3 separate regions of the Homo sapiens genome follow, and all the other regions are linked to region 3. A link is an interaction called in ENCODE POLR2A ChIA-PET data of the cell type or tissue named here. Cell type or tissue: Caco-2. All regions are shown on one strand. Each heading gives the region's core, and the rest is flanking DNA. Links, peaks and the distances in the headings are about the cores only. Region 1 has its middle 35 kb from the start of IGFL3. Region 2 holds the start of LOC93429 (a long non-coding RNA gene). Region 3 holds the start of IGFL2 (IGF like family member 2).

Evidence for each region. Peaks named below come from ENCODE experiments on the same cell type or tissue, not always from the same donor. Only the 100,000 strongest peaks of a DNase experiment are listed, where the experiment ranks them.
Region 1: POLR2A ChIA-PET joins it to region 3 with 5 read pairs; 3 of 35 experiments call an interaction of 5 or more read pairs at or near these places.
Region 2: POLR2A ChIA-PET joins it to region 3 with 5 read pairs; 4 of 35 experiments call an interaction of 5 or more read pairs at or near these places.

What each region holds. Positions count from the first base shown.
Region 1 is chr19:46,084,143-46,094,904 of GRCh38, reverse strand. It overlaps a transcript of IGFL2 not described here. Among named protein-coding and RNA genes, the nearest start is that of IGFL3, 35 kb to the left of the region's middle. In Caco-2, for the core only: no CTCF peak of the experiment used is centred there; no DNase peak of the experiment used is centred there.
Region 2 is chr19:46,204,547-46,215,308 of GRCh38, reverse strand. LOC93429 (a long non-coding RNA gene) reads right to left here and starts at 5,067. Exons shown (of 6, transcript NR_027003.1): 1 at 5,040-5,067; 2 at 3,631-3,700; 3 at 3,075-3,193; 4 at 2,299-2,519; 5 at 1,826-1,980; 6 at 471-1,512. It also overlaps a transcript of IGFL2 not described here. RefSeq lists an enhancer at 3,044-3,922 and a silencer at 3,743-4,037. In Caco-2, for the core only: no CTCF peak of the experiment used is centred there; DNase peaks (open chromatin) are centred at 3,928 and 6,028.
Region 3 is chr19:46,142,675-46,153,436 of GRCh38, reverse strand. It overlaps IGFL2 (IGF like family member 2), which reads right to left and starts at 5,199. Exons shown (of 4, transcript NM_001135113.2): 1 at 5,140-5,199. The coding sequence starts at 5,158. In Caco-2, for the core only: no CTCF peak of the experiment used is centred there; DNase peaks (open chromatin) are centred at 5,396 and 5,866; H3K4me3 peaks cover 704 bases.

The sequences.
Region 1 (10,762 bases), core at 3,234-8,233, 58 kb after region 3:
GGCACATATACACCATGGAATACTATGTAGCCATAAAAAGGAATGAGATCATGTCCTTTGCAGGGACATAGATGAAGCTGGAAGCCATTATCCTCAGCAAACTAACACAGGAACAGAAAACCAAATACTGCATGTTCTCACTTGTAAGTGAGAGCTGAACAATTAGAACACATGGACACAGAGAGGGGAACAACACACACTGGGGCCTGTCAGTGGGGGCAGGGGAGGGGAAAGCATCAGGATAAATAGCTAACGCATGCAGGGCTTAATACTAGGTGATGGGTTGATAGGTGCAGCAAACCACCATGGCACACGTTTACCTGTGTGACAAACCTGCATGTCCTGAACATGTATCCCAGAACTTAAAATACAATAAAATTTAAAAACACACAAAAAAAAAAGAAAAAGAAAAAAACAAAATTACAGCACAACAAAAACAGATTGGGGTGAGGTAATGGAGACTTTCACTTTCAGCTCTATAGACTTCTATCATTTTGAATAGGACATATATATTCATACATTGCTTATCCAATAAAATCAATCTAAATATTTTTTTAAAACCAACCCCTCTGCAAAATAAGTTTTCTTACTTTTGATAAAAAGTAAAACTCAATTGGCCATTTTTGTGTGGGTCTATTTCTGGATATTCCATTACATTCCATCAATCTATATGTTCTTCCATTCACCAATAAGATACTGTCTTGATTACTACACCTTTATAAAAAGCCTCAGAATCAGGTCCCTAAACTTTGCTCTTCTTTTACAAAATTGTCTTAGCTATTCTAGTTCTTTGGCCTTTCCTTACACATTTTAGAATCAGCTTTACAATACTGACCCCCTACCCCTGGCAAAAAAAAAAAAAAAAAAAAATCCTCCAAGGCTGTTAAGTTTGCTTTGAATGTACATATCAAGGTGAAGAATACTGACATCTAACAATGAGTCTTCCAGTCCATGGCTACAGTATATCTCTCCTTTTATTTAGATCTTTATGTCATCAGTTTTTTAACTTTCATGCATACAGATCCACACATATTTTGTTTGATTCAGGCCTAGATATTTAATTTTTGATACAATTTTAAATTGCTTTTAATTTCAAATTTGAATTGTTCAAACAGACAGACAGTGAACAATTCAAATTTGAATTGTGCCATAGACTATTGTTTATAGTCTACAGAAATACATTTTATTATTTTATATTAATTGACTTGGTAGTCTGTGAACTTGCTAACCTAATTTATTTGTCCTATGAATTCTTTATAGACTCCTTGGGATTTTCTACATCGGCAATAATGTCTGTAAATAGACAGTTCATCACTTATTTTCCAATCTGCATGCGTTTTTGCCTCATTACACTAGCTAGGACTTCCAGGACAAAGATGAATAGAAGTAGTGAAAATAGACTCCCTTGCCTTGTTCCCGACCTTAGGAGGAAAACATTCCATCTTTACCATTAAATATGACATTAGCTGTAGGATTTTTGTAGATGTCTTTTACAAAGTTAAGCAAGGTCCCTGATATTTCTAGTTTTCTGAGAATGCATTTTATTCTGCTTATGAATGTTTTAATTACTCAGAAACCCATATACACTTCCAGTGAGATATTAATGTCTTAAGTTTTATATTTTGATCACCATTAGAGAAATTATCTTTATTAACAGATGCATTTTATAAAGCTGAGATTTTCATAATCATAAAGGCAATTTCCTCATCAAGTGTCCAACTATTTCAAATATCAAGGTCTTTAAGCAAAGATCTTCAAAAATTTTATAATTAAAAATAAATCACCAATAAAGAGAGGCAACTTCTACTAAATATTTAGTTGTTATTAAACTAATATTTAATTTTAATTTCCTTACAGACTTAAGTTTATTAGCTTGAGGCGAACTTTAATAGTTAAAAATTATTTATCATTTTGAAGTCTTAAAAATATCATTTTGTCAATTTTAAATTGTCACTTTTCTGGTTAAGGCTACCTTGTATATAAAAGTATCAAACTTCCCAAAAACATTTTGGAGCCATTTCTACTTAGAGAGACAGTATGCCCTTTTAAAAGATCAACTACATTATAACTTAGATTATCTGATAAAATAACAATTTCAATAAATGGTCAAAAATTAGGTATTACAGACAGGCATGATGGCTCACACCTGTAATCCTGGCACTTTGGGAGGCTGAGGCAGGAGGATAACTTGAGGCCAGGAGTTCAAGACAAGCCTAGGCAACACAGTGAGATCCCATCTCTACAAAAAAAAAAAATTTTTTTTTTGAGACAGGGTCTCACTCTGTCACCCAGGCTGGAGTACTAGAGTACAGTGGTGCAATCTCAGCTCACTGCAGCCTCAGCCGCTCAGGTTCAAGTGATTCTCCCACCTTAGCCTCCTGAGTAGCTGGGACTACCAGCGCACATCACCAAGCCCAGCTAATTTTTGTATTTTTTGGTACAGGCAGGGTTTTACCATGTTGACCAGACTGGTCTCAAACTCCCAACCTCAAGTGATCCACCTGTCTCAGCCTCCCAACGTGCTGGGATTACAGGTGTGAGCCACTGTGGCTGGCCAAAAAAAAAAAATTTTTTTTAATTAGCCAGGAGTGGTGCTGTGTGCCTGTAGTCCCAGATACTCAGGGGACTGAGGCAGAAGAATCGCTTGAGCCCAGGAGTTTGAGGGTGCAGTGAGCCATCACCACACCACTGCAGGCCAGCCTAGGTGACAGAACAAGACCCCAATCTCTAACAAACAACAACACAAAGTTAGTATTGCATTAAGAAAAGAAACAACCTCAAAATGTGAATCAAGAAAGAGCCTTGACAGTGAATGAAAGTAATTATTTAACTTATCTTGAAATCCAGGTTTGAACGTAAAAAATGTTTACCAAATGTGATTAATTTCTCCCCATTATAGAAGAAATGTGACACTTCAAACTTTTGATTATGGTATATACACTTAATGCATTGCATTTTTATAGATTTTAGTTTAACCAGTAATTCAGAAAGGCATTAAAAAATAAATTGAAACTTTATTTTTATATAAAAATTTATCATGCTGTTTGAGTTCATTTTTTAAAAATGCTTTTGTATTTGTCATTGAAACTGTTGAGGCTCTCAAATTCCATAGCTAATGACTGTGTTTCTTTAGCTAAATAATTCTTTCAACTAAAGACATTAAGTGCACAGTCATCTTTCAGCTCTTGTAGCTGCTTCTGTATATCAGCAACAAGAGTAAGAAATCAGAAACATTAGGACTCTAAGTTGAACAAAGGCTTTCATTTCATGGTAAGCCTGTTTTACACCTACAATGAATGACATCAGTCTTTCTTACAAAACATATTATAAATAAACTAGGATATAACAATAGGTTATCTCAGCAACAGAAATACAACTCCTAAGGAGAAACACAAACATGGAAAACACAAGTGTCTCTTCTAACAGAATAATTTGTATACTGATTAAAGTTTTTGACTGTGTACTAATTTGAAAGAAATATGTAGGCCAAGCACCTTACATGCCAAGCACCTTACAGAACTGAAGACATTCTAAGTAACAGTTTGCCTATATTCTTTCATAAATATCCCCACTTAATGGCCTCCTCACACTAAAACGTGCTGTTTAAAAACATAAATGTGGACCACTTCTCAGTGGAATCCTTCCCTAGATATCTACTTCTTACAAATGTTTTTCTATGAGGCTACAGGCATTTGGGAAGAAGGGCAGAGCAAGATGGTGCATTAGGACTCTCTAGTAATCATTGCCCACACGGAAACATCAATTTGAATGATTCATGCACAAAAATACCTTCAAAAGAGCTAAGGAAACCAGGTGAGAGATCACAGTACCTAGTTATAGCATAATAAGAAAAGATGCATTGAAGAGAGTAGGAAGAACAATTTTATGTCACCCAAATTACCCTTCACTCAACCCCAGGCAGCATAGCACAGAGAGAGATACATACTGTCTGCTTGGTGGAAAGAGAGGAAAGTAAACAAAATTTTGCCTTGGACCCTAATACTGGATCTTCCACAGTAAAACCCTGCATTAGGCAGACCCCTGCAACCGCTCAACCCATATCAGTACCTATGGACTAAGCTTCCAGAGCTGCCCGGGAACCAGATGGGAACCCACAGCCCCTGCAAGGCCAGCTCAATCCACAGTTTGCATCACTGCTAGCCTGGGCCCTGGGCTACAGACAAATCTTGGCAGTAGGCAGGCACCAGCAGCCACAGGCTTCAGGCATATGCCAGCTCTGTGCCAGCCTCAGAAGCCATGAGATTCCAGCCGGGCAACGTGCTTGTCATCACGTACCAGCATAGGTCACCCTCTAGAGTTGTAATGGCCACAGTGGCACAGAGATCACACCAGTCTGTCCAGGCTATCTAGACAGGCTTATTGTTGAAGGGCGTTCCCAGACAAAGCCAGTTTACAAAGACTGGAAATAAGTACCTACTTCTTAAAATATGCAGATGTTGACGTGTGGCCACAAGATCAAGAACAATCAGAGAAATATGACATTAGCGGGGAGACAAAATAAAGCACCAGTGACTAACAATAAAGAGATGGATAAATATGAACTCCTTACTAAACAATTCAAAATAACTTTTTAAAGGAAGCTCAGCAAACTTAAAGAAAATACAGAGAAACAATTCAAAGAAATGAGGAAAACAGTAAGTGGCTAGAATAAGAAATTTAGCAAAGACTGAAATAATTTTAAAAAACTCAAACAGAAATCCCAGAGCTGAAAAATACAATGAACAAAATTTTACATGCAATACAGAGTCTAAACAGCAGAACTAATCAAGTAGAAAAAAGAATCTGTGAACTTGAAGACAAGTTATTTGAAAATGTACCATCAGAGGGGAAAAAAGAAAAAAATAATAAAAAGAAATGAAGAAAGCTTATGGGATTTATGAGACAGCATCAGAAGAGCAAATGTTTGGGTCACTGGAATTAAAGAGGGAGACCAAGAGGTAGAAAGCTTATTTAAACAAATAATAGCAGAAAGTTTTCCAAACCTGGAGAAAGATGTAAATATCCAGGTACAAGAAGGTCAAAGGACTCTAGCCAGATTCAATCCAAATAAGATTACCCCAAGCCATATTATAAGTAAACTGCCAAAAATCAAAGACAAAGATAGGATCCTGAAAGCAACAAGAAAAAAGAAGCAAATAACATATAAGGGAGTTTCAATATGCTCACCAGCAGACTTCTCGGAAACTTTACAGACCTGAGAGAGTTCAAAGTGCAGAAGGGAAAAAAAAAAACCTACCACCAAGAATACTATACCCTAAAAGGATCTTCTTCAGAAATGAAGGAGAGATAAGACTTGCTCAGACAAACAAGTGCTGGGGGAGTTTACCTCCACCAGAGCCATCTTACAAAAAATGCTAAAGGGAGTTTTTCAAGCTGAAAGAAAAAAATGCTAATGAGTAACACAAAAACATCTGAAAGTACAAAATTCACTGGTAAAAGTAAGTATACAGTCAAATTTAGAATTATACTGTAACAGTGGTGTATAAATCACATGTATTTCACATGAAGGTTTAAAAACTATTAAAAATAATCACAATAATTTGTTAAGAGATATGCGACATAAAAAGATGTAAATGATTACATCAAAATTCAAAATACAAGGTGCAGAGCAGTAAAAGTGTAGAGGTGGGCTTTTTTGTTATCAAAGTTGTTATCAGCTTAAAATAACATATGATAACTATAAGGTTTTCTTGTAACTATAAAGTTTTTTTTGGTAACTACAAACCAAAAACCTATAGTAGATAAAAACACAAAAATAAAAAGTAAGGAATCAAAATATACTGCTAGAGAGAATCACTTAACCACAAAGGAACAGTAAGACAGGAAGAAAGAAACAAAGGATCTATAAAACAATAAACAAAATAGCAGTAGAAAGTCCTTACCTATAAATAACTTTTAAGATCTACCAGAGTCTACATTAGCGCCTTTAACCCAGTCATGTTCATAGAATGACTTCCTTTTCCTATTTCAATCCTTTATAGCTTTGCTGATTATTTCCTCTGTCTGGGACATCCTTGTTTTGTTTTGTTTTTCAATCTTCTCAAACCCCAATCAACATACAACAGTAGGCTATGATATTACTTCATCTGTGAGGTCTCAAATGACATGATCACTCCAGAAGAGCTCTAGATATGTCTTTATCTTTGTATTCTCATCGCCTCTTCTCACATTGTTTTGTAACTTCATTTATTGTCACCCAAATGCCTCAACTCCAGAACAGATATTATCTTGTTATTTTTATATTTCTAGTGCACAATTAAGCTCTTAATATATAGAAAGTGTTCAATAAATCTTTGTAAATCAATGACAAGAAGCTGAATGGAAGAGTTTTAATTTCTGGTTAGCAGTTAGCCAAGTAGATGAATGATGGCACCATTCAACAATATAATGAACACGAAGTGTAAATATATATGTTACAATTGAAGGTTGTGTCTTAAATTTTAGTTGTTTTGATATTGAGACTCAGTGGTGCTGAATAAAGTCTGACAATTAAACATATGGGTTCATTAGTTAGTACAGAAAAAAAGCCCTTATCTTAAATAATAAACAATGTAAATGGATCAAATTATCCAATCAAAAGACACAGAATAAAGGAAAGACTTTAACACAGCTGACTAGATGCACTGGGTACTTGCCTCTTTTATGGAGAGGAAACAAAATAGTCCATAGATAATGACACTTCAAATAGATCATCTGAAAGAGGACATTAGAATTCAACAGAGAAGTAATGGGAGGCACCAAAAGCAAGGAAGGAGAGAAAAGTGAAGTGGCCTGCCGAGCCAGAATCAACTGGGCGAATGGTGAGAGACCCCCAGTGGTCCACATTTCTACCACAGATTCCTACAGTCCTAGCCACAGGAGAGCCCCTCAGCCCTCACAGGTCCTGAGACTAACATAGGGAGCTGTCTGGAGACTGCACTATGGCATTGCTCCAATGAGATGGAGTCCCACAAACTCCTAAGTCCTAATCAGCTGCATCAAGGCACCATTGTATGAGCTCCACCTCCACTAGACTGCATCCTTCCCTGGGCCAAACAGCCCTCACATCCCGATATCCCTGGAGCCCAACTGACATTCCCCACCCACTGCCAGGACCAAAGTGGAAACTGATGACAGCAACCCTTTCCCATCAGTAGAGGGGCAGTCATGCATTTTCTCATGCCCCAAGGACAAATTCCACTGCCTGCTGCCACTTGCAGGCTACTGCAGGGTTGAGGCACAGGCAAAGCACACATGCCCCAGCCACCTGCCTAACGCTGCTCCCACTAAAAGCAGTCTCACTGTTCCCAGTAGCATGGCCGCAGTGCAGCTCCTGCTGCCCTCAACTGAGCATTCCACTGGCAGCCTGAGGATCACCCTATCCCTGATTACCAGAGCCAGTGCCTACATACATCATCTGGGGGCCTGAGAACAGGTCTGCCTGGCACAGCTCCACCTCCCCAGTACCTGAGCACCCATCAAAGGGGCCTGCAGATCACGCAACCTGGTCTACTACTGATAGCACCTGAACACTTCTCTTAACATCTGAGGTTAGGCCCAACCAGCCTGCCACTACCACCACAGCCAGCACCCACCTGCAGGTGCCACCTGTGAGCCTGAGGAATGGCCTGCCTAGTGCACCCCAGCTACCACCAACATCAGCACAGACTGCTTGGGTCTCAGAGGATTGTCCCATCACTGCTACTGCCATTGCCCATGCTACTTATGCCCAGGGCCCAAGAACCTGTCCACCCATCCAAATACCACTGCTATTCTCAATACCTGATCAAGCGACCTGGAGGACCAACGATTGGCCTGCCTGGACCTGCTAACACTGATGCCAGTGTATGCCACCCTGGGGCCCAAAGACAGGCACATTCAGCCCACTACTGCCACCGTGGCCCAAAACCTGGCCTACCTGGCATCCCAGTCTCCAGCAAAACTTCATAATAGCCTTCACTAACAATTGCACCCTAAGCCACTGAGAAAATGAAAGACACCACTGATGCTGTTTATAGCCAAAATAAATCACACAGAGACTACACTACTGCATGTACCCACAATCAAAGCCAAAATTCCCTACCCAACCAACATCATAGATACAACTTCAGGAAAAAAATCCTCCCCATGAGAGCAAATTCAAAAAATTGGAAGAAGCCACTCTTACACCAGATGTGCAGATATCAACGTAAGAACACAAGAAACATGAAAAAGTAAGGAAATATCCAAAGGAACACAATAATTCACTAGCAACAGATCCCAATCAAAAAGGAATTTATGAGGTCAGGTGTGGTGGCGAATGCCTGTAATCCCAGCACTTTGGGAGGCCGAAGTAGGCAGATCACTTGAGGTCAGGAGCTTGAGATGAGCCTGGCCAACATGGTGGAACCCTGTCTCTACTAAAAATACAAAAATTAGCCAGGCATGGTGGTGCGCACCTGTAATTCCAGGTACTCAGGAGGCTGACATACAAGAATTTCTTGAACACAGGAGAAGGAGATTGGAGTGGACAGTGGAATACCACTGCACTCCAACCTGGGAGACAGAGCGAGACTCCATCTCCAAAAAACAAGAAAAAAAAGGAATTTATGAAATCCCAGAAAAAATTCAATATGTTGTTATTAAAGAAGTGAGTTGTTCTCAATGACATACAATACAAAAAAACCAACAATATTAGAAAAACAATTCGGGCTATGAATGAGAAATTTATCACCAAAGAGATAGGTATCATTAAAGAGAACCAAAGATAAATTCTAGAACTGAAGAATCCATTGAATGAAATAGAAAATACACTCAAAGGCTTCAAAAATAGACCATATCAAGCAGAAGAAAGAATCCCAGAACTTAAAGATGGGTCTTTTGAAGTAACCTAGTCAGACAAAAACAAAGAAAAAATAATTTAAAAGAATGAGTGGAGCCTACATGAAATATGAAGCACTATTAAAGCAATAAAATATTTGAATTGTTGGTGTCCCAGAAGGCAACCAATGTTCCTGTATGGTTTCTTTGTTGTTGCAAAGAACAAAAATGCAAAGGAGAAAAGAAAATCCTTTTCATACAAGCAAATGCTAAGGGACTTCATTACTGCCAGACCTGCCTTACAAGAGTTCCTTAAGGGAGTGTTAAACATGGAAACAAAACGCCATTACCAGCCACCACAAAAACACACTTAAGTATATGGCCCACTGTCACTATAAAGCAACTATACAATCAGGTCTACATAACAACCAGCTAACAACATGATGACAGGATCAAACCCTCACATATCAATATTAAACTTGAATGTAAACAGGCTAAATGCCCCACTTAAAAGACAGAGGAGCATGTTAGATAAAGAAGCAAGACCCAACTGTATACTGTATTCAAGAGACCCATCTCAAATTAAATGGCTCAAAGTAAAGGGATGGAGAAAGATCTATCAAGCAAACAGAGAACAAAAAAGAGCAGGGGTTGCTATTCTTATTCTAGACAAAACAGACTTTAAACCAATAATGATCAAAAAGGAAAAAGAAGGGCATTACATAATGATAGAGGGTCAGATTCAACAAGAAGACTTAACTATATGAAATACACATGCACCCAACACTACAGTCTGGAGTCAAGAGAGACTATTTTGGAGCTTTAAGTTTTTTTGTTTTGTTTTGTTTTCTTTTGGTGTTTTTTGTTTTCCTTTTTTTTTGAGCTGGAGTCTCACTCTGTTGCCCAGGCTGGAGTGCAGTGGCGCAATCTCGGCTCACTGCAGGAGCTTTAAGTTTTAATGACTGCCCTGCTGGGTTTCAAACTTGCATTGGGGCCTGTAGCCCCTTTCTTTTGGTCAACTTCTCCCTTTTGGAGAGCGACCCAATAGCTGTACTCCCATGGTATGTTGGCAGTAAATAACTTGTTTTGATTTTACGGGCTCATAGGTGGAAGGAATTCATGTCCAGATGAGACTTGAGACTTTTGACTGAGTTGATGCCGGAATGAGTAAAGACTTTTCAGGACTGTTGGGAAGGCATGGTTGTATTTTGCAACGTGAAAAGGACACGAGATGTGGAGACAGGGGTGGAATGATATGGTCTGGATCTTTGTATTCCCACCAAATCTCATGTTGAAATGTAATACCCAGTGTTGGAGGGGGCACCAGTGGGAAGTGCTTGTATCATGGGGACATATCCCTCATGAATGGCTTAGTGCCATCCCTTGGTGATAAGTTCTTGTAAGATCTGGTTTTTTAAAAGTGTGTGACACCTCCCACACACACTCTCTCTCTAGCTTCTGCTCCCACTGTGCCTTCTGCCATGATTGTAAGCTTCCTGAGGCCTCCTCAGAAGCAGATGTTGGCACCATGCTTCCTGTACAGCTTGCATAATTGTGAGTCAATGAAAGCTCTTTTTTTATATAAATTATCCAGTCTCAGCTATTTCTTTATGGCAATGTAGGAATGGCCTAACATATTAATATATCTGAAGAGAGAGACAGATGCAGTAATAGTAAAGAGAGAGAGCAATGCAGTAATAGTAGGGGACTTCAACACCCCACTTTCAGCAATGGACAGATCAACCAGACAAAACAAAATCAATAAAGAAACATCAGATTCAAACTATACTCTAGACCAAATGAACTTAATAGATTTATACAAAACAGTTCATCCAACAGCTGCAGAATACACATTCTTCTCAACTGCACATGAGCATTCTCCAGGATATATCATATGTATGCCACAAAACAAGTCTTAACAAATTTAAGAAGACTGAAATCATATCAAGTATCTTTTCTAACT
Region 2 (10,762 bases), core at 1,940-6,939, 63 kb before region 3:
CTTGGATTAACTGTACATTTTTAGCACTGTTTTTATCTATTGGAATATTTTCATAGCTATAGTTAGTAAAATTCACCATAATCATTAATTAGAGCCATAATTACACTTTTATAATAAATATACATTTATACTTTAACCGATGGATAAAACATCAACCTAAATATCCAAAAGGAAATTTTTAATCAAGTGACTCCTAGGAGGGTGTCTGTTCTGACGGTGGCTATTCAGGAACAAAGAGCAAATCTGAAGAAAAGGCCTGGTTCCCACTCTGGCCACACCTGTTGCCACACTGATGGGATGTGCTGATCACAGCAAGATCACAGTCAGGATAAGTGTGGGGCCAGCAATGGCCTTTCTCAAGGCACTTTGTGCTGAGGACACGTGACAGCCTGTGTGGTGTGTGTGTGTGTGTGTGCGCGCACGCGTGTGTTTGCTTCTGTTTTTCTGTGGGTAAATACATGACCCAGTAATTTCTCAAAATAATTTTATTCTTACTACATAAGATCCACTCCATCACAGCTCTTTGTGTTCTGCTTTCTTGTTTATTGGATACCTCTTCAGGCCCTGGACGGCTCATGGAGGAGACAGGGACTCTCCCCAGGTCGAAGGCCCAAGGCCTGGATGATGGGGTGGGGCCCAGGATGGGTGCCAGGGGTCTGGAGGACATGAGTGGATGAAGGCCCTGGGCTTCAGCTTCCTCTTGGTGGAATGTGGGTGATGAGGTCCGACCATGCAGCGCTGCTGTGAGGACCGGATGAGAGGATCCCTGGGAGGTGGCCGGTGACTTGGTACCGTCACCTCAGTGACTGTTCTTCATCCTCATGGATGTTCAGAGAAGACTGGTTCATTCCCTCTGGTGGCCGTCTGTCCACCAGACAGGACCGATACATCCTCTGAAAATTTCATCACTTTAGGCAATAGCACTTTCATTCTTTTCCAGTTCATCTGATGCCATTTAAATCGACCTGGTGATTCTGGGAAGCCCGGGATTCCTGTCCCTTTGAGGAGACGCCAGGTGCCATCTGTGTGCATGCGTGGCATTTGGGCGGGAACCCAGAGCCCCGACTCTGGGCTTGTTGAACTCAGGTCCAAGGAGGGATTCACTACGTTGGTGTAAGGTGCGGTCTGTGTTTCAGATTCTTGTGCCAGATGAGGTGATGCTTTGATGTCAATACCTCGCGTTGGGGGAAGGTGGAGGATCTGGACCAGTGGTGTAGGAGGCCAGGATGGGGCGGGACCCAGACACATGAGGATTCCGGGTTTCAGAAGGACGGAGCTGAGCAAGGCCACTCGGCGCACGCGCGGTGCCTTGAGCGCCTACATCCAGATGTGCATCTTCCGTGGGGCCGTCCCGGGGCGGGGTCTGAGCTGGGAGACCTGCCTCTCTCCTGCTCTCCTAGAGTCACTTAAAACTTTTTAGTTTTCCGTTTAAATGACCAAATGAGATCATTTCATGGGGTGGTGGGGGGAGTGGAGGCAGGGAGAGTCACAAACAGAAAGCGGCCAAGACAGCTGTGGGAGAGGGAAGGGGAAGATGGGGTGAGTGGACAGCCACAGATACGACTGGCACTGACATTTAGAAGAAGATTGGGTGGAACCAGGGCTCGGTATGGCTTTGGGCAGTTCAGAAACTGAAACAGGGCTGTGGATGGGGCTGACCCGGGCGCTGTGGATGGGGAATTGCTGTGAGCAATTCACGCCTGGAGATTTGGCTGGGCATGGGAACAAGAATGAGGGAACAGGGAGTTTGGGGTGGGGAGCGAGCCCTGGTGGTGGCTGAGATGGGAGATGGGTTCGGTTGGGAATGGGGTCCTCCCCTCCTTACCCAGAACACGGCTTCGGGGAGCCATTGCTCTGGGGCGGCTGCAGCGGAGTGAGCTGGTGATCAGCCGATCTCAGCCACTCCTTGTATCCCATATTCCTAGAGGAGCTGGTGATGTCACGGCATGTCTGGCCCTCCTGCAGAGACAGGCTGGGTCGCTGGGCAGTAAAGGAGCCAGGCAGGGTATGTGTCATAGTAGATTTGATCTCAGACACTTTGAGAACCCAGGGAGAAGTGGTGCACCCTCCGCTTCTGTGTCCTACATGCCCCCTCTTTGGCAAACAGGAAGGTGCAGCATGCTCCTATAGTTACCGCCCTCCCCCACTCACACAGCCACACAGTGATTCCACAGGATCCCATTGAGCTATGACTTTCTCCACTTTCCTTGGTACATTGCTAACCCCTGACATCCTCTAATCAGGTCCTAACTTCACAACCCAAGCCCATGGCCCAGGATGCAGTAACTGCTCACTCACCTGCAGCTCATGGCATTCGGGTGGGAGAGACTGTGCGACTCAGGCACCTGACTTTCACAGGTTTGGAAGGTGGGAGTGGAGCTGGCGGGACCCCTGGGACTCACACTCCTCTGGGGGCTCTTCAACTCCTTCTCTGTTTCATTAATGGTCATTTATCCAGGAGAGGTCCACTTGGAAGCCCACATGTCCCAGGCTTTGTGTCAGACACTGGTGATGCAGTGCTGAGTAGAAAATGCAAAGTCAGTGTCTTCGTGACGTTCATGACAGTGAGAGGAGAGAGAGAGAGAGAGAGAGAGAAGGTAGGAGAATAAAACTCCTGATTTTGGTTATTGTCGTTCTTGTGTTTGGTGTCATTGTCACTGTGAAGTTCTGGTGGTGGAGAAATTCCACAGCCCTCCTGAGATTTTCAAGGACATTTTTCCTTAACGTGCTTTTTCAGAGGGTCGGGTGTGTGATTTCCCCACAGAAGAGCCATCTTGGGGTCAGGACGAAAAAACAGAGGGGAAGAAGCTGTCTTGGGTCAGTTCTGTGGGCCCCTCCCAGCTTCTGCAGGATTTCCTCAGTTTGTGAGTTCACAGGCCACACCTGGTATGGACAAGCCATTCTCCCCAGGGTTATTCCCAGCAGGGGATGTATGTGGTCAGATCTGTGTGTGTGGAAGATCCTGTATCTTTCTGGGGAGCATGGACAGGGGCTTCTCTCTGGAGGCAGGCGACAAGGGAAGAGGCTGCAGCAGAAATGATCTCATGATAAATACCAGAGTGCTCAGCACGCACCTTCCCCAGGGGAAGAGCAGACCCTGCTTCCAGCACCATCTCCCTGTCTTCTCCATTGGCCTCCATGCCTTGTTGCTGTGGGGTAGAGTGTTGTTTTCCAGGACACAGATTAGGACGTGCTGATAACATGGAAAACCATCAGTTGGGCATAAGCAATGTTATTTTTTAATTGAAAAAAAAAATGGATTAAGAAATGGGACAGTGTGCCCTAACCAGAATGCTGTGCTAGATTGTTTATGACACTCTTATTGGAACTGTGTGTATTCCACGTAATGGTAGAATATCATTCTATCATTCGATCATATTATACTATTGTACAATAGAAGTAGGGAAGCTGCTGACAGCAGGAAATGCCAAGTCCTCAGAGGTTTCACATTCCAGGAACCAAAATCTGCCAGCCTGGCCCGAGAACCTGGGTATCATTCAGGAGTGTCTGTGAACAGGGCCTGTCTTCCTTTCTCAGAGAGACCAGGCCTGGGGAGTTGGGAAGCCCATGGGTGAGAGGTCAGGAGACCTGGGTTCTTGCCTGGCCTGCGTCACTGACCAGCAGCAGTACCTCAGCCCGTGTCTTGCTTGGATCCAGGAAGCGGGGTGAGAGAACAGGCAGGGCTGGCAGATCTTGGCTTCTGGAATGTGAAACCCGGAATGTGAAACCCCGGAGGACGTTGGCATTTCCAGCTGTCAGCAGCTCCCCCACTGCTTGCCCTTTTATGCCAGGAAAAAATAGAAGGAATCTCCCTCCTGGCAGATTTGGAGTGGCCTTTCCATCTGCCCTCAGGGAAGCCCTGCTAGGAAACAGGCAGGAATGAGGTGGAATTTCAGGTGTGCAGGTATGTCAGGTATGTAGAAGGAAGGCCGGGTTTCCCCAGGCCAGAGGCCTGTCCGCTGCTGGCTGACAAGGAGGAGTCTGTGTGAGTCATTTTCTCCAAACACTATGTTGGGATTTCAGAAGCTCCCTGCAAGGTGGCTTCTGTTGACCAAAGCCTAATCCCTGCTCTGGCAGGATCCTTCGTATGATGCAGACCAGTGAATTAAGAGCCTCCATGTCATAGGAGAGGCTGGAGGAGAGGCCCCAGGGTTTGCCAACCAGGAATGAAGCTAGAACAATCTGCTGAGCTGAGACTCAAGATTCAGGTGCCATTTCTGTGTCTGGAACAGCCTTTCAGCCATTCAGAGCTATTGCTTGGATGTGAGATGTTACTGTGGATACACCCAGAGACACAATGACTGTGCTACCAGAGATTCAAATGTATCCAGAACCCCACCTGCAAGGCCCTCTGGGAAGGAAAGTGTGAAGCTTCCAGCCTCTGCAGACCAGAAAGTCCTGAAGAAGTTGGCTGGATGCCAAGTGTCCACCTCCACATCATGCACACCCTCTGTGATGGTTAGTACTGAGTGTCAACTTGATTGGATTGAAGGATGCAAAGTATTGATCCTGGGTGTGTCTGTAGGGGTGTTGCCAAAGGAGATTAACTTTTGCATTAGTGGGCTGGGAAAGGCAGACCCACCCTTAACGTGGGTGGACACTGTCTAATCAGCTGCCAGCAGAGCCAGAATATAAAGCAGGAAGAAAAACGTGAAAAGGCTAGACTGGCTTAGCTTCCAGCCTACGTCTTTCTCCCGTGCTGGATGCTTCCTTCCCTCGAACATCAGACTCCACGTTCTTCAGCTTTGGGACATGGACTGGCTTCCTTGCTCCTCAGCTTGCAGATGGCCTATTGTGGGACCTTGTGATTGTGTGAGTTAATACTACTTAATAAACTCATATATATATATAAATTGTGTCCCTCTAAAGAACCCTATTAATTGTGTCCCTCTAGAGAACCCTGATTAATACACCTTCCCTGGCTCTCACTGCCCTCGACTTAGCACAGTTCCTTGGAAGAACCACAATGTCTCTCTGGCTTCTGCCTCCAATTCTCCCATCCCTCTTCATTTTTCATTTTTCCCTTAAATGTCACCCACCTTCTGGAATCTTCTTGAACACCAAGGCTGAGGTCAGTCACCTGTCACCTCCCGATAGCACCGTGGATGTTATCTGCCACGCTCTTACCATGTTTCTTTGTGGCTTTTCTGTTAAGGCAGACACTTGAGAATTAGTTCCTGCTAAGGTTTCTGATCATCAACAAGAAGGGAACAAGTCCTTCCAGTGACCAAACTGATAAAGGGCTTTATTTTTAGCTGAACCAGAGCAGAATATTTACCACCAGATGTCTGGATGTTTCTTTCCGCTCCCCCCCTGCAGCCCCCACAATTAAGTATATGCGTTTACTTAAGTTTTCATGTGTATGTGTGTGTTTTCAAGTGTGCAATTCAATGGCATTTCACAATGTTTGGCAATCATCTGTGATATTTTGAGCAAAAAAATCCACAGTCATTACTGGACTCTCAAATACATTATGGCCCAGGATAGTTAAGACCAAAGGACCAGTGGAAGGTTTTCCTTCTTCTTCTTTGCAGGAATTTAATCCCTTCCTGTGTGAATGTGTTTGTTCTGAGGAGAGGGGAGAGGTTTCCTCTGAAATAAGTCATTTGGGATCAAAGTTGAAGAAGCCACTCCCCTGAGGGAAGCTGACATATTCTTGACAATTTTTGCTTTCGCTTTTTGTGTGTGTGTGTGACTGTGTGTAACCCAGTAATAATGTCACACCTATTTTTCTTAGTAGTTGCAGTGAAAGGATTAATAAACTTAGGAATCTAGAAGGCTCTTCTGAGTACCAGCCATCCCTACCCTCTTCTAGCAGGATGCTGATGCTGTTGACAGCCTGGGCTCCTGCAGCCCTGGACATGGTGTGTCCTATGTTGGGAGGGCTAAGGGGACAAAAGGTGGGCTGTGGAGAAGAGCCTTAGTTCTTCCCCAGTGCATCTGACCCCATAGGGCACAGCTGAGAAGCAGCTCCATGCGGAAGCCCTGGAAGGGAGAGAGCTTTAAAGACCTTCAGGCAACAATTCTCACCAAGTCACCATGACAGGACAGACAGGTTGAGTGAGACACACCCTGAACACAGGGCTTTCATCATGCTTTCACTTTTCTTTCATTCATTTAGCACACACTATGCACTTACTCTGTGTCAGTGGATGCTGGGGACACGACTGTGACTTAGCTCCAGGCCCTGCTTTTCTGGGTCTTATAGTCTGGGGAGGACACAGACCCCTCCAAAAACGGTGATGACCCAGGGTGAGCAAGGCTGGGAGCAGCGCCCAGGGCACCAGGAATGGCTTCCTGGAGGAGGGCACCAGAAGACAAGCATTGGATGGCTCTGGCTTTCCCGCCTCTCTTCTTGCCCACAGTTCCCAGAATCACTGTAGAATACAGTAGAAATGTGTATTAGTCCATTTTCACACTGCTAAAAAAAACTACCTGAGACTGGGTAATTTATAAAGGAAAGAGGTTTAATTGACTCATAGTTCTGCACGCCAAGGTGGCCTCAGGAAATGTACAATCATGCTGGAGGGTGAAGGAAAAGCAAGGCACGCCTTCCATGGTGGCAGGAGAGAAAGAGAGCGAGCCGGGAACTTCTACACACTTTTAAACCATCAGATCTCCTGAGAACTCCCCCACTATCAGGAGAACAGCATGGAAAAAACTGCCCCCATGATCCAATCACCTACCAGATCCTTCCCCTGACACATGGGGATTACAATGTGAGATGAGATTTGTGTGGCAAGACAGAGCCAAATTATATAAGAATGCACCATCCTGAGTAAGGAGGAACTGCCTGAAAGTGCCCAAGCTTGGTTTCTATTCCTCCGAGAGAATGCAACACCTTGAGCTAAAGAGAAACTGCCCAGGACAGCCCTGGCCTCATTCCCATCCCTCCTAGAGGGGGTGTCCTGCCACACTAGCCCAGGGCGTGTCCACCACATCTAAAACCCAGAGCTCACTGCTGAGTCCTCAGCTGTGGTGCAAGTGGGGCAGGCATGGGAGACTCTATCTGCCCTGGGCAGTGCTCCTGAGCCCCGGGAGACCAGTTTGAATGTCCTTCTGCTGCCAAGACAGAAAGCACATGGTATGCCCAGATGTGCACTGGATGTGACTGAGGAAGGGCTGGGAAGCTGACAATATCCAAAAATTGAATGTTCTTGTCGTACAGAGAGATGAACAGTCATGCAGCCTAGGCTTCCGCTGTCCCTCGCTGCCTGTCTGTAAGTAATTAACCTGCTTTGTCGAACTGGCTGTGGCTGTGGGTGTTCTGTTCACCACGCTCAGTGTAGTCAGAGTGCAGCCCAAGATGCGGTGGCTGAAGTGTTCAGACCCCTATTCCGGGTGGTTAGCGCAGTGGTGACCTTTGCCATCCTCCCTGCAGTGGGAGTCCTCCCTTGGGATTGGTAACTCACAAATGCTGCCAATTTGGCAGAGCAAAGAGAGTCCAATCTGATGAACCCATGGCTTACTGGGTGTGCTATAACATGAAAATGTTTGTTCTTTGACTCTTGTTCCTACCATGAAGCTAAACTTGGAATTTCCTGAGTGATAGGAATGTCTTTTGTTCTTCCAGATGAGACTCTTTCAGATCACACCAGCTGAGTTCATGCTAAAAATGTGATTTAGGGGCCAGGTGCGGTGGCTCACACCTGTAATCCCAACACTTTGGGAGGCCGAGGCGGGTGGATCATCTGAGGTCAGGAGTTTGAGAACAGCCTGGCCAACATGACGAAACCCCGTCTCTACGAAAAATACAAAAATTAGCTGGGCATGCTGGTGGGCGCTTGTAATCCCAGCTACTCGGGAGGCTGAAGCAGAAGAATTGCTTGAACCTGGGAGGCGGAGGTTGCAGTGAGCTGAGATCATGCCACTGCACTTCAGCCTGGGTGACAGAGTGAGACTCCCTCTCAAAAAAAAAAAATGTGAATTAGGGAAGGGTCCCCAGGTAGCCTCAGTATCATGCCAGTCATCACAAAGACCAAAAGATTTGAGGATTAGAGGGTAGAAACTTTCAGTATCACCCACCAACTTCCAAGAAAAGTGGCAATGGCGAGGAGATAAGGACCAAACTTTATAAAAACTCTTGAAAAACTAGAGTTGAACTTCCCAGTTGCTGAACATGTGGAGGTGCTGAGAGGATGGGGTGTCCAGGAAGGCCAGGGAAGCTCCCACCATCCCCATCGCTTCCCCTGTCCACCTCCCCTTATGAGCCTTGGTGAGAACTGTTCTTCTCAGTGTACTCAAGCTACAGACAGGTCTTAAGCAGGGGATAGAAGTGATCAGATTGTGATTCAGGAAAATCCGTGTGTCCTTCTGCTGGGAGGAGGGTGGGTGAGAGGATTGAGATGGGAGCATGAGACCAGGCAGGAAGCTGATGGAGCAGAAATTCTCATGCAATTTCCAGAGTCCTGCAGGCCCACTCGCTGTCATGGGTGGATGAGATAAGCACTCACACCCCCGACCCCATTTCTCATTCTGCCTTCTGGCCTCCCCTCTCCTGAAGCTGCAGGGTAGAGCAGTGATCTCCAACATGGGGATTGTGACACTCTCAGGTTGTGAATCAATTTATTCATCAACATGGGTATCTTATACATTCAACTAGAATCAAAAGAAATAGAAGAGTGTGCATGGCACAGTGTCTTATTCATCAGTGTTCAATTAAACTTTCTTTTGGACTGATGTAATATGAGTGCTTCCTAGCAAGTCACAGCCAAACAGTTACTAAACACTGGAAGGAAAAATCCTCTGGGTATAAGCTCGCCTCCATCTTTCTTAAAAATCACTGACTACCTGTCCGGGCATGTTGCTCCCCCTCACCCCGCCCCACACACACAAAGAGTTCAGAGCTCACAGTGTCAGTTCTAGGTGCTTCGTATGCTGAGACTGGGTGTGGCATTTGGCCTGGTTTTCTGTGCTAAAAACAGGGTTGAATTTAGGCCTGGAGAGCAGCCAGTGCCAGGGAGAAAAGCACATTCCTGAGGGCAGGGCTGGAGTTGCCATCTCTTGGAAGAGAGGAGCCCAGCTGGCCCTCCTTGGCCTTGGTCCCCATCTGTCAGGGCAGCTGAGTCAGGCTGGGTAGAGAAAACAGCAGTGGGTGATGATGACGGGGCAGGGGGTGTCAGAAGCTGGGTTCGAGGGAGGGCAGTGGGGCAGGGCCAGGGCTCTGTGGATGCAAGAGTCCCTCTCTCAGCAATCCTGAGACTTTGTGGTCAAACAGCCCTGGGTTGGACTCTTCTCTCTACATTTTCTCAAAGGGTCAGATAAGCTATTTTCTAGTAGCCCTGTTTATCTCCCTGTATGACAACAACATTAGATTTTTGGATATTGTCAGCTTCCCAGCCCTTCCTCAGTCACCTCCAATGCACATCTGGGCACACCATGTGCTTTCTGTCTTGGCAGCAGAAGGACGTTCAAACCACTCAAGCCCCAGCCCACAGGCAGCAACCCTCACCATAGCCCCATGCTCAAAAACTAGCCAAAGCCACGTGTTTAACGGCCCACTTGCTTCACACTGGACCAAGCCTCAATCCTTCTTCTTGGGGAGTGCTGACACTGGTAATGTGGCGTCATCATCTGGGGTAAATACACAAGGTTCATTGTCTCAAACCAAGAAAATCGAGTACATGGACACAAGAAGTGGGTTTAGGAGCAGGGGTTTAATAGGCAAAAGAGAGAGAAAGAAGAACAGCTCTCTCTCTCTCTCTCAGCACCTGAATGGGACTTCCAGCCTACAGCAGAGTGCACTGGATTTTATAGACGGGTTTGAAGAGGTGGTATCTGATTTCCATAGGGCCCACAGATTGGTTGGATCAGCTGTGACATTTACATAGTGCTGGAAGAAGCTGACCACCCCACCCTAATCTTATTATGCAAATGGACTTTCCACTTGGTGGATGCCATGTTATCTGCTTTCTACTGTGCATGTGGTTGGAAAGGAAAAGGGAAGATGGAGCTGCCATTTTGAAAATGCCTAGTCCCAGGTAGCCTTTTCCTATTGGCACAAATGCTGGCATTCACCTGTGGAAGCTTCTAGCCTGCCTTTCTATGTCTGTGGCTTGATTTTAATGGCTGCTGTTTGTTGGAAAAGTATATGATTTGGAGGGTGCTTTTCATTAAAAGAAAAACCTTACCAAGGACTTTCTTACCTTCACTATCTGCCTAAAATAATTTCTTCTTAACTCCTATATTACCGGGTCCTATTCAGGTTATAAAATTTATTTCATGCTGGGCACGGTGGCTCACGCCTGTAATCCCAGCACTTTGGGAGGCCAAGGCAGGTGGATCACCTGAGGTCAGGAGTTTGAGAACAGCATGGCCAACATGGCAAAATCCCGTCTATACTAAAACTACAAAAAAAAAAAAAAATACCTGAGTGTGGTGGCAGGTACCTGTAATCCCAGCTACTTGGGAGGCTGAGGCAGGAGAAGCGCTTGAATCCGGGAGGCAGAGGTTGCAGTGAGCCGAGATCGTGCCACTGCACTCCAGCCTGCGCGACAGAGTGAGACTGTCTCAAAAACAAACAAAAAACAAAACAACAACTTATTTCATATACACGAGCACCTGTGTGTCATTTCTCCTGAAGTCCATTACAATTCCCTGAGGGATTTTTCCCAGCAAGCAGCAGGAGCTGCTAAAACCCCATATCAAAATTCCCGAAGCAGCCGCCTGTGCATTCCACATCCCAAAGCTGCCCACTCTGTGTTGTCACTGTTTAGGGACAGTGGACCTAGAGCTGTTTGAGGACAGGGAGCAGGGCTGCATC
Region 3 (10,762 bases), core at 3,278-8,277:
ATGTTCAACATTACTTACATTAGGGAAATGCAAATCAAAACCACAATAAGATACCTCATCTCAGTTAAAATGGCTTTTATCAAAAAGACAAGAAATAACAGATGCTGGCAAGGATGCAGAGAAAGGGGAATACCCATACACGGGAAATGCCCATCCAGACCCAGATGGTGAATTTTACAAAACAATTAAAGAAGGCTTAATACCAATCATTCACAAACTTTTCAAAAAAACCAAACACAACTTTCCAGTCTATTCTGAGGCCTGTATTACCCTGATACCGAAACCAGACAAAGACATCACAAGGAAAAAAAACTACAGACCAACATCTCTTATGAATATAAGTTCAAAAATCCTCAACAAAACATAGCAAACCAAATCCAGCAGCATATATAAAGAACGATACGCCATGACCAAGTGGATTTATCCCACGGATGCAAAGTTGGTTCAACATATGAAAATCAATTAATATAATACACCACCTTACTAGACTATAGGAGGGAGACACGTAATTCTCTCAAATGATACTGAAAGAGCATTTGACAAAATCTACACTCTTTCATGATAAAATACAAAGAACAAACTAGGAATAGAAGAGAGTTTCCTCAACCTGTTAAAGAGCATCTACAATAAACTCATAGCTAACATCATACTTAATTGTGAAAGATTGAATACTTTCCCCCTAATATCAGGGACAAGACAAGTATATCCACTCTTACCACTCTATTCAAGATAGCATTGGCGGTTCAAGCCATGAAAGTTAGGCAAGAAGATAAAATGAATTTAGACTGAGAAAGATAAAGTAAAATGATTTCTATTTGCAAATGACATGATTTTGTATGTTAAAAATCCTAAGGACTAGGCACAGTGGCTCACTCCTGTAATCCCAGCATTTTGGGAGACCAAGTGGGGAGGATCACTTGAGGTCAGAAGTTTGAAACCAGCTTGGTCAACATAGCGAGACCCCATCTGTATAAAAATAAAAACATAAAAAAATTAGCCAGGGATGGTGGCACATGCCTGTAGTTCTAGCTGCTCAGGAAGCTGAGGCAGGAGGATTACTTGAGCCCAGGAGTTCGAAGCTGCATTGAGCTATGATCACACCACTGCACGCCACCCTGCATGATAGAGTGAGATTCTGTCTCAAAAAAGAAAAAGAAAAAAAAAAAAAAACCTAAGGAAGCTACTATGACCTAAAGACTAATAGAAAAATTCAACAGGATTGTAAGATAAAAGAGATCAACATATAAAAAGCAATTGTATACACTAGTAAAAAACCATCTAAATATGAAATTAGGAATATAATTCCACGTACCAAAGAGAATAAAATACTTATGAATAAATTGAACAGAAGAGGTGCAAGATTTGTGCATTAAAAACAACAAAACATTGTTGAAAAGAATTAAGAATATGTAAATAAATGGAAATACATCCATGTTCGCAAATTGGAAGACTTAATATTGTTCAGGTGCCAAAAATCCCAAATTGATCTATAGAATCAATGCAATCCATATCAAAGAACTTTTGTGAGATCAAGTGTCACTCTGTCACCCAGGCTGGAGTGCAGTGGCGTGATCATGACTCACTGCAACCTCCGCCTCACAGGCTTAAGTGATCCTCCCACCTCAGCCTCCCAAGTAGCTGGGACTACAGACGCACACCGCATGCCTGGCTAATTTTTTGCATTTTTTGGTAGAGATGTGGTCTCACCATATGGCCCAGGCTGGTCTCTTAACGCCTGAGATCAAGCCATCCACCTTCCTTGGCCTCCAAAAGTGCTGGGATTACAGGCATGAGCCACAGGACCCAGCCTTCTCTGAAGAAATTAATCAGTTGATCCTAAAACTCATATTGAAACATAAAGGACCGAGAATAACTAAAACGATCTTGAAAAAGAACAAAATTGTAGAATTGATACTTCATGATTTCAAAGCTTACCACAAAGCTATAGTGACAGTGTAGGAGCTGACACACAGGATAGACATATAGATCAATGAATAAAACTAACAGTCAGAAAATAAACCCTTAGATTTGTTGAAATCAAATTTCAACAAAAGTGCTAGGACTATGAAGTAAGGGAACAAATGATTTTTCAACAAATGGTGCTGGGAAAACTGTATATTCATACACAAAAGAGTGGGCAGAAAGAGGATCTCTTCCTCATACCATACACAAGGATTAACTCAAAATGTATCACAGACCTAAATACAAGAGCGAACATATAAAACTCTTAGCAGAAATGTAAAATAAGCAACCCACAGAAAGACAAATACCACACCATCTCACTTGTATGTAGAATCTAAAAGAGTTGAACTCATAGAAGTAGAGAGAAGGGCAGTTACCAGAGGATTGGTGTGGGCAGATGGGCAACAGGGAGATAAGCAAATGATATGAAGTTACAGTTAGACAGGAAAGATAGGTTTTAGAGATCCACTGCAGGGCACGGTGACTATAATAAATAATAGTGTATTGTGGGCTGGACGTGATGGCTCATACCTGCAATCCCAGCACTTTGGGAGGCCAAGGAGGAGGGTTGCTTGAGCCTACAAGTTGGAGACCGGCCTGGGCAACACAGTGAGACATCGTCTCTATGAAAAACAAAATTAGCATGGTGTGGTGGTGCGTGCCTGTGGTCTCAGCTACTTGGGAGCTGAGGTGGAAGGATCACTTGAGCCTCAGAGGTAGAGGGTGCAGTGAGCTGTGATCACACCACTGCACTCCAGACTGGGCATCAGAGTGAGACCCTGCCTCTTAAAAAAACAAATGGTGTGTTGTATATTTCAAAATTGCTGAAGAGTATATTTTAAATGTTCTAGTGACAAAAAGTAATAAGTATATTAGGTGGTAGATATGGTAATTAATTTGATTTATCATTTAACAAGGCAAACATACATTAAATCATCATATTTTACCCCATAAATATACACAATTATTCTTTGTCAACTTCTTAAAAAGATTCCTAGCAGAAAACATACAAGTAAGTCTTAATGACCTCGAGTTAGGTAATATTTTCTTAGATATTACACCAAAAGCACAAGAGAGAAAAGAAAGAATAGACTTCATCAAAAATTAAAAACCTATGCACTGCAAGCAATAGCATCAAGGAAATGAACACAATCCACATAATGAGGAAAGTATTTGCAAATTATATATATGATAAGGGATGAGTATCCAGCATATCTTCTAAAACTCTTACAACTAAATAATAATAAAATAAATAACCCAATTTAAACATGGAAAAATCTGAATAAACCTTTTCTCAAAAAGGAATACAAATGGCCAATAAGCACATGGAAAAGACACTCAGCATTGTTATTTACCAAGGAAACGCAAATTAAAACTACACAGGATATCACACCCACCCACCCAGATGACTGTAATAAACAGGAAAATAGAAAATAACAAAGGTTGAAGAATCTGGAGAGAAATGTGAGCCCTCATACACTGCTGGTGGGAATGTAATTGATGCAGCTCTGTGGAAAACAGTTTGCCAATTCCTCAAAAAGTTAAACAGAATTACCATGTGGCGTAGCAATTCCACTCCTATGTGTACACCCAAGATAACTGAAAACAGGTTCTCAAGCAAATACATGTATACATATGTTTGTAACAGCACTATTCACAATAGCCAAATGGTGGAAACAGCCCAAGTGTCCATCAACAGATGAATGGATAAATGAATGCTGATACATGGATACAATTGAATTTATTCAGTTGTAAAAAGGAATGAAGTACTAATAAATTCTATAATGGGGATATGCCTTGAAAACATTAAGTTAAAAAAAAAGTTACACGAAAGGTCACTTATAAATGGTGTGATTCCATTTATATGAAATGTCCCAGATAGGTAAATCCATAGAGACAGAAAGCTGACTGGTGGTTGCCAAGGGTGAGGGTAGAGGGGAAAGAGAGGAACAGCTAAATGGGCATGCGGTGGTCGGGGGCTATGGAGCCAGGTGACTCGGAGGTAAAAAGCAATTCTGGAAGATGACTGAGCTACTCTTCCTTCAACTTGAGAGAGGAAGGAAGAGAAGGAAGGAGAGGAGGGAAAAGACAGGGAGGGGAGAGGGGAAGAGAAGAGAGGGGGATGTGAGACAGAGGGACACAGGGAGATGGGGAGGGGAGGGGGAGGGGGAGAGGGGAAGAGGGGGAGAGGTGGAAAGGGTGAGGGGTGAGTGGGAAAGAGAAAGAGAGAGAGAGAGAAAAGGGAGAGAGAGAAAAGAGAGGGAGAGAGAAAGAGAGGGAGAGAGAAAGAGAGAGAGAAGAGAGAGAGAGAGAAGAGAGAGAGGGAGAGAGAGAGATGGTTGCCCAAAAAGAAGTTAGTGAACACAGCAGGCATTGCTCATCTTGATGGAATACACACAACAAAACTCAGTCCACTGCCTGGGCTGCCCTTACTTACCCAGCACACTCCTGGGGTAGTCGGTCCTCATGCCTGAGACACTGAACCTCATGATTTCCTGGCGCTGAGAGCCCAGGAACTCCAGGCAATAGTGCCTGGGCTACAGGGCTGGGTCTGGTTCGAGGGCAGGATGATCCCCTCATCACAGTCCCAACAGATTGCAGATCTAGTCTCCACTCCTGAGTGTCAACTGGCACAACCACAGTCCAATATCTGGAAGAGTCAGAGCTGATGAGCTGGCAGGGGACCTCTGGGAGCCCCCAACCCTATCCACAGTGCTATAATCCTCCCTCCTTTCTTCTCCCTCCACTCACCACACCCATTCTCACCTATGGTCCCTTCTGAGTCTGAGCCCAGGAGTTCAAAAATAAAGATCAGCTGAGAGAAGAATGACAGTGATTCTGGGGTCACCAGATCATGATCATGGGGCACAAGATGATGTCTCTGAGTTTCTTTGGTTGCTGTAACAGCTCAGAGCAGATTTTGGGACTGACTCTGTGTGCAGGTTCTGGGCATTGGGCTTGGCAGGTGAGGAAATGCAGGGAGGGCTCTGGAAAGGGTTAAGCTTCTGGAATTTGCAGGTGGGGAAGAGAGATTGCAATGCAGTCAGAGAGGACACGGGTGATTATGAGGTGGGAAACCAAGAATTAAATAGGGAAGAGAGAATTAAGTTTGAGGTTCAGAGGTACATTAGGGATAACAGTAGGCATTAGCTCAACCTGGGGCAAGGGTTACCTTACCGAAGATTCTGGGCACCATGGAGCTTCAGAGCAGCTGATGGGACAGCAGCAGTGCAAATGGGTCAGTGACTTTATACAGGGACTTATGTAGGCTATGAACTTATCCACATTTAGGGAGGTGCCCAGAAGCACTGGCCTCTTGGAAAGGGTGGGGCATGAGAAGCCACAGAAAGCATAAGAAAAAACTGCATCAACAGCTTAGTAAGATGTTCCTGGACCTGTTCCAAGTGACTGCTACCTTCTCAGACCTCTCGAAATCTCAGAGTAAAGGCTTCCCTAGAACCTTTCAAAGCCGTGAGTGAGTGTCATTCTTTGAACTCTGCCCACGGCAAAGAGACTTGAAAGAGATTCCTTGGCTCTCACTTATCTGAGAGCATACTACTCACCAAACATCACAGCTGGTGATGAAACTTCATATTCATCCACCCTGAAGTTTCAAGGGGTCCCTCTACTCCCCATCTCAGTCCGGCTCCAGACCTGCACTATGAGAAACAAACGCACCCGTCCAAACCCAAAGAATGGACTCAGAGACACAGAAAACAGTGGAAGCAAGACTTTTAATGATGGTCTTGCAAGATTGAATGTCTGGTAGGCAGGCACACCCAGTACGGTTACAACAAGCTATTTATCCCCTAGTGCACAAGTCTCTCCCCTGGTTCCTCGTAGGCTAAGTACGATGGGGTCACGATCTTCCCAGACGTCGCCTATTGGTTGCTGGGTTGAGGCTTTTAGGTGTTTTCTTTAGGATTGTCTCACTGCATTTTGTTGCAGCCTATAATACATTGCAATCAAAGCCAGCTCGAGGGCTTTTCAAGTATTTGACTTATGACCTAGGCAGTCAGGCAAGCTGATAAGAATAGATAAAGTGAGCTATTTTGCTGGCTAGTAAACTTTCATTCTAGACTAAACTCTGGTTTGGGAGAGGGTAACTAAGGGGACCCCGACAAGCATGCACCAGCTATGGGCCTAGTATATTCTGTCCTTCCATAGTTTGTGGGCCTCAGCCTATCTGAGGTACTTTGTCTTGGAAATGGACCACCATATCCATTATTATAATTGTAGACAGCACTGTCTATAATTCTTCAGAGTCATTTAGGGGAAACTGTGAAGATGCAGCATAATCTAGAAAAAGAGCAGGGGCTGTAAAAACCCTGCCAGGGAGAACAGAAAAGGAACAGACAGTGATAAAATAGACATCTGGGATTCATAGAATAGATGGAAAGGCAGCCCCTTTTTGTTGTTGTTTCTGGAGTGCTTTGTCCAAGGAAACGCTCCTTCTGTGTTTCTTACTGTTATTTTATTGTCACCATCACTATTATTTGTGTCACTGGATACCATGTGGGCTATTATTAGAATGCGCTCCTGTGTTTTCCATTGACTTCCTTCCCATCCCACAGTGAGATAGGTGGGAGGGTGAGACAGAGATCAGGAGAGGTGTTAGGGCTTTATAAAAGTGCATTGTTAGTAGAAGAGTTCTGGACCTGATAAGTGAATTTAGAAAGGTTGTAGCGTATGAAACACACAGAAGTCAATTGTATTCCTTTATACTGGCAAGAACTAGTGGATACAATAATTTAAAGAAAAAAAATGCCATTTACAATACCCCCCTCCCCAAAAACTGAACTGGTATACTGTAAATCTAGGAGAACATATAAAGGATGTGTACGATTAAAGTATTCAAGGAAACCTTAAATACAGAGTGGTATATCATGTCGTGGTTTGGAATCTGTAATTTAGGTAAGATGCCAATTCTTTCCAAATTATCTACAGATTTAACACAATTCCAATCAAACCCAAGCAGGATTTGTCTGAGAGAGAAACAAAATAACTCTAGAATTTATATAGAAAAGCAATGGAAACTAGAATGGCCAACACAATTTTGGATGAGGAAAGATGGTAGAGGACTCACACTATCCAATTTCACAATTACTCAAGCTACAGTAATGACAACAGTGTAGTATTGGCAAATGGATAGACATGGATAGACACATAGATCAAAGGAACAGAATAGGTTCCAGAAATAAACCCAAACAAATATAGTAAATTGTCTTTTGGCAAAGATGTAAAGGCAATTCAATGGGGGAAAAGATAGTCATTTCAACAAATGGTGTGAGACAATGGGCATGCATATGAAAAAAAAAAAGAAGACTTCTACCAAAGCTCACACTCTATACAAAAGTTAACTCCAAATGGTCTAGATATGAAAAGTAAAACTACGTATTTCAAGGAGAAGGCATCAGAGAAAACATTTATATCTGGGAAAAGACATCAAAAGCATTATCCATTTTTTAAAAACAGATTGGACTTATCAAAATTTTAAAGTTAAACTTGATGAACAAATTGTTAAGTGAAGCAACAGACAGGCTACCAACTGCAGAAAGTGTCTGTGAATCACATCTCTAACATAGGACTTGAATCCAGAGTATATGAAAAACTCTCAAAACTCAAAGTGAAACAACAAACAAAATCATTAAGCATCGGCAAAATATCTGAACAGATGCTTTACAAAAGAGGACATACAGATAGCAAATAAGCACATGAAAAGTTGTTCAACACCATTAGCCATACTGGAACTACAAATTAAAACCAGTGAGATACTATCTCCCATCTACTAGAATTGGCAAAATTTAAATATATATATTAAATAAATAAATAAATAAATACACACACACACACACACACACACACACACACACATATATATGAGTGTGTCCTTAATTCTCTACCAGTGAGGGAAGCTGGAAGCAAGATGGGAAGGTGGAGAGAAGAAACCCTGAAAGGAACTAAGAGTTACTGGAAGGAGGGCTTTAATCTGGTGAGTGGGTCACTCACTGGTAGGTAAGTCACGTGTGGAAACCTGTTTGGGGTGTTGCAAGGATTGACTGTGTTGGACTGGACGAGGGAGGGCCACTGGGGGTGTAAGTGAAAAAGTGCCGGAGTATGTGTATTTAGATATTATGAAATTATACACAAACATATATGAAAGAGAGAGAGAGAGAATATCGACAATACCAAGTGCTAACAAGCAAGTAAAGACACTGAATTTCTCATATTTTACTGATGGAAATGAAAATGGTATATATATATAACCCCGAAAAACATTTTGGCTGTTTTTATAAAATTATACATTTACCATACAACCCATCATTCACACTCCTGTGTATTTATCCCAGAGAAATGAAACTTATGTTCCCACCAAAAAAGCACAATCGTTCATAGTATTTTACTTGTAATAGCAAAAAAGTGGAAACAACTCAAATATCTATCAACAGGGGAAATGGGAGACACACCGTGGTACACACACACAATGGAAACTTTTGAGCAATAAAAAGACAAGGAACTATTTACATACACCATGACTTGGCAAGATCTCAAAGGCACCGTGTCAGATACAAGAAGTTGGTCTCAACAATTACATAGGTAAGAATCAACTTAGCCTTTCCTGTGACACTCAGGAAAGGCAAAACTATAGGAAAGAGTGAATGCCAGGGGTTGGGGTTGGGTTTGGGGTGATGGAACTGTTCTGTAACCTGATTTTGATCGTGACTACATGAATCTATACCTGTGTTTAAATCCATTAAGTTGTGCATAGAAAACAGTCAACTTACTGTATGTTTTTAAATAAAATAAAATCAGGGTGTGGAAACTGACCTTTGTATTCACTTATTTATTCAGAAATAATTTTGAATACATATTTTATACTAAGTGCTGTTCTAGCTGCAAAGAATATAGCAGTGAGCAAAATAAGGGGTTTAATTTTGTTTAGAAGACACAGAAAATAAACATCGAGTAAGTATATTTGATATGATATGATATGAGATATGGTATGATATGATACGATATGATACGATATCAACCAATGATGTATGCCATGGAAAAAATAACAAAGGAGTTTAGGAGATAGAGAATTACGTGGACAGGTATCAGCAAGTCATGACTTGAGGGTCGACTGCCAGAAGCTAAGAATAATTGTGTTGTATCAATGGTCAAAAAGATCAAAAGAGGAGTAACATTTCATGACACATTTAAAATATATGAAATTATATGAATTATATGAAGTTGGCATTTCAGTATCCATAAATAAGGTTTTACTGGAACACAGCCATATTCACTCATTCATTCATGTATTGTCTTCATGCTTCTTCACTACAATGGCAGAACTGAGTGGTTGCAGAAGAGACTTATGTTTTGCAAAGCCTGACTCTTTACATAAAAAGTATGCCAACCGCTGCTGTAAACAATGCTAAGTGAAGGTGGTCAGGGAAGGCCTCTGTGATGAGTTATTTTCTGAGCAGAGGCCTGACAGAGGTGAGAGGTGGGCCCACAGGTTACTGGAAGAATCCCCTAAGGCTGTAGCCCCAGTTGGGGTTGCCTGCATGGGGCATTCAACAAATAACAGAGGCCACGTGTTGGGTCTGAGTGAGGGAATGTGAAGTGGCAAGTGATGGGTCACAGTAGACCAAGGGCCTGTTTATATAGCTCAGTAGGCCACTGTGCACAATCTTGATTTTCTCTGAGCCACAGGGAAGCCCTTGGAGGGGGTTTGAGCAGAGACAATATCTATAGTGCCTGGCAAATGGGAAGGGGTTTATAAATGTGAGCTATTGTTATTACCAACAATACCATCTGATAATACAGTTGACTCTTGAACAATGTGTGGATTGGGGTGCTGACACCCTTGGGCAGTTGAAAATCTGCATGTAATTTTTGATTTCCTGAAAATGTAACTACTGGCTGGGCCTGGTGGCTCACACCTATAGTCCCAGTACTTTGGGAGGCTGAAGCAGGAGGATTGCTTGAGCCCAGGAATTCAAGGCTGGAGCGAGCCATGATTGCACCACTGCACTCCATCCTAGGTAACAGAGTGAGACTCTTGTCTCAAAAAAAAAAAAAAAGAAGAAGAAGAAAACAAAAAACGTAACTACAAATAGCCTACTGTTGATGGGCAGCCTTACTGATAACATAAACAGTAAATTAATACATAGTTTGTATATTCTATGTGTTATACACTACATTCTTACAATAAAGTAAAATAGAGAAAAGAACACGTTATTAAGAATCACGAGAAAGAGAAAATATATTTACTATGTGTTCAGTGGAAGTGGATCATCATAAAGGTCTTCATCCTTGTCTTCACACTGATGAGGGTGATGAGGAAGAAGAAGCATTGGTCTTGCTGTCTCAGGGGTGGCAGAGGTGGAAGAAAATACAAATGGACCTGCATAGTTCAAGCCTGTGTTGTTCAAACATCAATTGCAGTAACATGTAACAGTCAACCCCTGCATTTCCACCCAGCAACCTCACAGAGCCAGTGCATTTATAGGAGTTAAATGAAATTTTCTCTCATTTTGTAATGTACAGGTATTCTTCACTATATAAACTTACACTATAACAATATTTGCTGTGAAGGCTTGACAGTGATAAGCTAAATGAGATTATCTGTATCAAAAGCTGTTATAATGTGCATGTAGAAGCCAGTGGAAGCTTTTAAATTGGCAGAAGTACACGCAAAAGGATGCAGAGTGCAATTAGCCAATGTCAGCAGCTCTCTGGGCTTGTCTGTACATACAGAGCAGTATCTCTCATCTTCCCTACCATTTTCCAGAGGGTTTCACCCAGCATG